2 separate regions of the Homo sapiens genome follow, and region 1 is linked to region 2. A link is a contact called in ENCODE Hi-C data. All regions are on one chromosome and are shown on one strand. Each heading gives the region's core, a stretch centred on a gene start or an enhancer-like site at or near the end of the contact. The rest is flanking DNA. Distances are from core to core; before and after follow the strand shown. Region 1 holds the start of OR4S1 (olfactory receptor family 4 subfamily S member 1). Region 2 has its middle 42 kb from the start of PTPRJ.

Region 1 (3,327 bases), core at 456-2,955, 370 kb before region 2:
GCAGCAGTCAGCTGTTCTGCTGGAGAGAGGAATCAGCACCACTGAAAGAAGTGCTGACAACTTGTTCTTCCTGGTTGTTCTCTTCATCATCCCAAGTCATCATCACCATCATTCCTGGTCTTTCAAAAGTTCTTGGTCATTCCTGCTTGGTGTCCATTTAGTCACACTTTATCAAGAGGTCCTGAGGAAAAGCTCTGAAAGCTGACTTAGGGACCTGTGTTCTAGTCCTCACCCTGCTCTGGAGTTAAAGTGTAACTTTTAGTAAATCCCTTGACCTCTCCACATTATTTATTTACTTATTTATTTATTTATCTGCCTGCTGAGAGCATGAAAGGGTAAGAGTAAAGTGGCTCTTTACTCTTAAAAGAAAAGAATGAATTCCATTGAGCACTGTGTTAGCCAACACAAAGGAATTATGTAGTGATTTTATTCATTTATCAATGAGATATCTGGACTTCCAAGACACTCCCTCATTCACAGGCCCTCACACGTTTCCTGAATGAGCTCTTAAATATCGCACTAAAAGCATCCTGGACTGTACTCTCCTTGAGGGAAAGATTATATCTTACTTTTATTTGTATTCTCACTCACTGTAAACATCCAATAAATATTTAATGAATAAAGGATTGAAAGAATATGTGGAATTATTATAACAACAAGAGCTAGGAGGATAATTGCCATTGCAAACATCAGACTGGAAATAAAAAGGCTGTGTTAGATGCTACAAGATGGAAAGTCTCCCAATTTCCTAGCTGGATTGAGATTCTCTGGAATGTCACTTCTCCCCTAAGCTCCTCTTGACCCTAAACAGCTTCCTCATGGCATTTTTCACATCGTTGTTCCTTAGTGTATAGATCAAAGGGTTCAGCAAAGGTGGCATCACAATGTTAAAGAGGATGATAAGTTTGTCAGCAGCCAGGGTGGTGGAGGGACGAATGTACATGAACATGGGGGGCATGAGAACCAAAAGGACAGTGATTACGTGTGAGCCACATGTGGAGACAGCCTTACGCCGGTCCTCAGATGACTGGCTTCTTAGGTTCAGTAAGATGATAACATAGGAAATGATAAGGATAAAAAAGGATGCTAAAGAAATCATACCGCTGTTGGCCACCACGATGAGACCTACCATGTAGGTGTCTGCACAGGCCAACTTGAGCAGGGGATGAACATCACAGAAGAAGTTGTCTATCTCATTGGGCCCACAAAAAGGCAGCTGAACCGTGAGGAGGGTCTGCAGGATGGAATGCAGGAAGCCAGCTAACCAGGAGGCCCCCGCTAGCAGGCCACACTTCCGGCAATCCATGATGGCTGTGTAGTGCAGGGGCCTACAGATGGCCACATAGCGGTCATAGGCCATGGCTGTAAGGAGGAAGATCTCAGTGCCACCAAAGAAGTGGGCAGAAAAGAGCTGGGTCATGCAGCCATTGAAGGAGATGATCTTATGCTCCACAAAAGTGTCAGCAATCATCTTGGGTATGGTAGTGGATGGATAACATATGTCAGCAAAAGACAACTGGCTCAGGAAGAAATACATGGGAGACTTCAGGGTCTTTCTAGCATTGATGGTGATGATGACCAGAAGGTTCCCCAGGACAGTGAGCACATGAAAGAGGAAGAATACCACAAAGCATGTATGCTGCATCTCTCTGCTCTCAAAAAGGCCAAATAAAACAAACTCAGTCACATTGTTCTTGGCACCCATGGATTATCTGCCCTGATGACCGACAAAGTGGCTGGCTGGCTCTGCAAAGACATAAATTATGAGACATAAGAAAGTTTTCTGAGATACCACCAAGATTATGGAGTAAGAAAGATACTAGCCTTCATCCCCATCACAAAAAATACATATATAATATATATAATATATTATTATATATATATATAAATTATATATTATATATAATAATATATATTATATATATATAATATATAATATATATTATAATATATATTATATATATAATATATAATTTATATTATATATAATAATATATATAAATCTATAATATATAAATATATATATCTTAAATATATAATATATAAATATGTATATCTTATATATATATCTCTAGAGCGAGAGAGAGACAGCTATCCACAAACCAAAATAGGTCTGCGAGGGTTCAAGGGCCCATTAAAGAATCTGCAGCAATACAGAGGAGCAAAAACATGGAGAATAGCCGCACACGAAGGATTTCTAGTGATATCTGCATACTTGAGATGCCAGGAGATGGTTAGGAACAAACAGGAAAGGTTGAGGCAATTAGTATCAGCCATGTGGTGGTAGTCATCAAGATCCCTGCTTTGCAGAGAACGCTAGCATTTATGCCACTGAGATAACCAAGAGCCATTCCCACCAGGAAACCCTAGAGAGGGAGACACAACTGTACTGCCTCCACCTGCAAGAAGCAGATGCTATTGAGCTACTTTGGAAAAGGAGCTGCCACCTCCCCAACACCATGCAAACCCCAAACTGCAGCTGCCCCTTGAGAGCTCACACTCAGACCCAGGGTCTGGGACTGCACTGCACCCACCCATGTATCAGACACTGGGCCATCACTAGAGCAAGCTCTGGGCCCTGGAGTCAAGGTCTCTCTGGGCATGCCCACACTTTGGGCACCAGTTCACCCTCCACAGAAAGTTAGTCCCTACCCCAACTCCAGAGCCATTGTAACTCTACATATATCTATGCTCCCATTCTTGGCTCCCTGGCTGCTTCAAAGCATTCACACCTCTAGCACTGTTACCTATGTGGTGGCAGGAGTGTCTTCACCCTAAGCACCAGTGTCATTATCATTCCAGATCCCAGAACCATAGTTCCTTCAGGTGTGCCCATGACCCAAGCCTCAGTTACATGGCTGCACAATAGGTGCCACCCAAAATACACCTGTGCCACCAACATCAAGAGGAAGCACACATACCAGAACCATGTCAAATGGTTCCCTAAGCCACAACTTCCCCAGTGGGAGAAAATTAAATAAGGAAGACCTTAGCAGCCACTACCAGCAACGAGCCTGAAAACCCTTGCTGTCACTGCAAACATCCAAGAATTTGGCCACTGAGGATCCCTCAAATCTGGGTCAACATTGACGTCAGCTAACAGGGCCACACAAAGACTATAAAGCCACATCCCACTGGTGCCAAAACCAATCCATCCCACCCACTCAGTCCATCCCATTATATGCTTGTGTCAGTCTGGGCCACAAGGATTGCAAAGCACCATCATGCCCCATAAGAGAAAATCTTTCCACACTGAAATTAGCCAATGAAATTTGCAAGAGATGACTACTCCACCAAATGTGCAGACATCAATAAGAGGGTAACAAG
Region 2 (3,523 bases), core at 903-3,402:
CTCCTGCCTTAGCCTCCTGAGTAGCTGGGACTATAAGAGTGTGCCACCAAGCCTGGCCAATTTTTGTATTTTTTGTACAGACAGGGTTTCACCATGTTGGCCAGGCTGGTCTCGAACTCCTGACCTCAAATGATCTGTCCCGCCTTGACCTCCCAAAGTGCTGGGATTATAGGCATGAGTCACCACGCCCAGCCTGTTAACCTTTTAAAGACTGACTCAAATGATATTACCCACAAACCGTAATTTCAGAATAAGGACAAGCTGATACCTTGGTACCACCCCATCTCATTTCAATTCAGACCCCACCACCACTGGGACACATTCCAGCTGGTCTACTCAGACACTCAAACACTCAAACAAAAACACACAGTAAGTTCTGTGCAAGCAAGAGTCGTTATCATTATTGTTGTTATATGGTCAAAGCAGGCAATTTATTTAGTTTAAAAATAAATCATTCTTCACTTGCCTGGATTTTTTTTTTTTTTTTTTTTTTTTTGAGACAGGGTTTCACTCTGTCACCCAGGCTGGAGTGCAATAGCATGATCTCAGCTCACTGCAACCTCCGCTTCCCAGGCTCAAGTGATCCCCCAACTTCAGCCACCCGAGTAGCTGGGACAACAGGCATGCCACCATGCCCAACTAATTTTTGTATTTTTTTGTAGAGATGGGGTTTTCTCATGTTGCCCATGCTGGTCTCAAACTCCTGGCCTCGAGCAGTCCTCCTGCCTCAGCCTCCCAAAGTGCTGGGATTACAGACATGAGCCACCACACCCGGCCTATGGATTTCCAGTAGTCTCCTAACTCTCCTAACTGCCTACCCCTAGGCACTCCTCTAATCCATCCTACACACTAGTATTAAGCAAACCTTGCTTTCAGGAAATCAACAACTTTCAGCAGCTCTCTACTGCCCACAGAAAACAGTTAGAGGCTTTCAGCTACCATCTGAGGCCCACCTCACCTCAATCTCGCCCTAATCCTTTCAAATATGTCTCCCTGACCCACTCACTTCTTTGTTTCACCAGAACTCTTTGTTCCAATCAATTCAGCCCATCCCTCCATTCACTCAATAACTGTTTATTATATCCCTACTTTTTTTTTTTGAGACGGAATCTCACTGTGCCTCCCAGGCTGGAGTGCAATGGTGTACTCTGGCTCACTGCAGCCTCCGCATCCCAGGTTCAAGTGATTCTCCTGCCTCAGCCTCCCAAGTAGCTGGGATTACAGGCATGTGCCACAACGCTTGGCTAATTTTTGTATTTTTAGTAGAGACGGGGTTTCACCATGTTGGCCAGGCTGGTCTTGAACTCCTGACCTCAGGTGACCCACCCACCTTATAAGCCTCCCAAAGTGCTGGGATTACAGATGTGAGCCACCACACCCGGCCTACATCCCTACTATTGCCAAACACTCATAGCTGTAGGCACTGGTGTGATGAACAAGAGAAATTTCTATCCTCATGCAGTTTACATTCTAGAGGGAAAAATGGACAATAAACAAGCAAACACAGGAGTACGATTATTGCAGACAGTGATGAGGGCCAGGCTGTGATAGCAGGAGCACACACAACGTCATGAATCAGGGTGCAGTGACAGAAAGGCACTGGGGCTGCGCTGGACCTAGTGGTCAGGAAGTCTTCTCTGTGGGCACACATTTAAGGAAGACCTGAGTAGGAAGGGGACAGCCATGCAGAGACCTGGAAGCAGAGTGTTCCAGACAAAAGAAAAAGCAAATGCAAAGGCCCCTGAAAACAAGCTTCTCATGTCCTCGGGGTGAATTGAAGGAAGTAACGAGGGCAAGGGAGATTGGTAGGAGATAAGGTCAGGAAGGTGGGCAGGGGCCAGCTCAAACAGCCTGGCCAGGAGCTTTGATTCTATTCCAAGTGCAGCAGGAAGCTGATAAAAGATGATCACACAGGCCGGGCATGGTGGCTCACGCCTGTAATCCTAGCACTTTGGGAGGCTGAGGTGGGCAGATTGCTTGAGCCCAGGAGTTTGAGACCAGCCTGGGCAATATATGGAAATCCCATTTCTACAAAAAAATTTAAAAATTAGCTGGGCGTGGTGGCATGCTTCTGTAGTCCCAGCTACTCGGGAAGCTAGAGCGGAAGAATCACTTGAGCCCAGGAGGTCGAGCCTGCAGAGAGCCGAGATTGCGCCACTGCACTCCAGCCTGGGTGACAGAGTGAGACTCTGTCTCAAAAAAAAAAAAAAAAAGAGGTCATGGCACAGTGGCTCATTCCTGTAATTCCAGCATTTTGGGAGGCCAAGGCAGGCAGATCACTTGAGCCCAAGAGTTTGAGATCAGCCTGGGCAACACAGCAAAACCCCGCCTCTACACAAATACAAAAATTAGCCAGGCATGGTGACATGTGCCTGTAGTACAGCTATTTGAGAGGCTGAGGCAGGAGGATCACTTGATCCTGGAAGGTCAAGGCTGCAGTGAGCTGTGATCACACCACTATACTCCAGCCTGGGTGACAGAGTGAGACCCTGTCCCCCCAAAATTTTTTTTTTAAGTAAAAAGATGTTCACAGAAGAGTGAAATGATCTATGTTTTAAAAGATGATTCTAGCTATTGTGTGGAGAATGAACTATGAAAAGTGTAAAAGAAGTAAGGAGACCAGGCCGGGCGCAGTAGCTCATGCCTGTAATCCCAGCACTTTGGGAGGCTGAGGCGGGTGGATCACTTGAGGTCAGAAGTTTGAGACCAGCCTGGCCAACATGGTGAAACCCCGTCTCTACTAAAAATCCAAAAAAAAAAAAAAAAAGTAGCCGGGCATGGTGGCGGGTGCCTGTAATCCCAGCTACTCAGGAGGCTGAGGCAGGAGAATCGCTTGAATCCCGGAGGCAGAGGTTGCAGAGCCAAGATCTCGCCACTGCACTCCAGCTTGGGCTATAGAGTGAGAGCCTGTCTCAAAAAAAAAAAAAAAAGAAAGAAAGAAAAGAAGTAAGAAGACCAGGTGAGGGGTGATGTGGCCTGAAGGCAGGTGGCAGTGCAGATGGAGAGAAGTGGAGGAATCACGGACGTTTCTGGAAGTAGAGCTAACAAGACCAGCTGGTGGATTCTTTAGAGGAGACACAGGGTAGTGGGGATAGGAGGAGTCAACATTTTAGGCTCATGGCCCTCCTTAACAAGAGTGGATGCTTTTCCTCCCCTCTTTATTTTCTCTTCATATCCTCTCTCTACTCTGCTTTCTTTTCATCTCTAAACCTATCCATTTTTCTTTTCTTCTTCTTCTTCTTTTTTTTTTTTTTTTTTTTTGAGGCCGAGTCTCACTCTGTTGCCTAGGTTGGAGTGCAGTGGCGAGATCTCAGCTCACTGCAACCTCCACCTCCCAGGTTCAAGCAATTCTCCTGCCTCAGCCTCCCGAGTAGCTGGGACTACAGGCACTCACTACCACACCCGGCTAATTTTTTTTTTTTTGTATTTTTAGTAGAGACATGGTTTCACCATATTGGTCAGGCTGACCTTGAACTCCTGAACTCAGGTGATCCACCCACCTCAGCCTCCCAAAGTGCTGAAT

What was found. Hi-C counts contacts between places; a loop is a spot of excess contacts on that map. Pooled maps may share reads with other maps.
Region 1: a loop to region 2 is called in a map of naive thymus-derived CD4-positive, alpha-beta T cell, with 8 times the contacts of the local background. The contact joins the promoter of OR4S1 here to the enhancer-like site in region 2. A Hi-C loop is called at or near these places in 3 of 168 maps with a recorded cell type or tissue (A673, IMR-90 and naive thymus-derived CD4-positive, alpha-beta T cell), 14 of 37 single-sample maps with no recorded cell type and 15 of 50 pooled maps.

What each region holds. Positions count from the first base shown.
Region 1 is chr11:48,304,601-48,307,927 of GRCh38, reverse strand. It overlaps OR4S1 (olfactory receptor family 4 subfamily S member 1), which reads right to left and starts at 1,705. Exons shown (of 1, transcript NM_001004725.1): 1 at 776-1,705. The coding sequence starts at 1,705. The coding sequence ends at 776.
Region 2 is chr11:47,936,419-47,939,941 of GRCh38, reverse strand. No RefSeq gene overlaps it. Among named protein-coding and RNA genes, the nearest start is that of PTPRJ, 42 kb to the left of the region's middle. Within about 2 kb of position 2,152, at least 4 of the 41 ENCODE cell types and tissues checked have a DNase peak (open chromatin) inside an H3K27ac peak, as active enhancers do.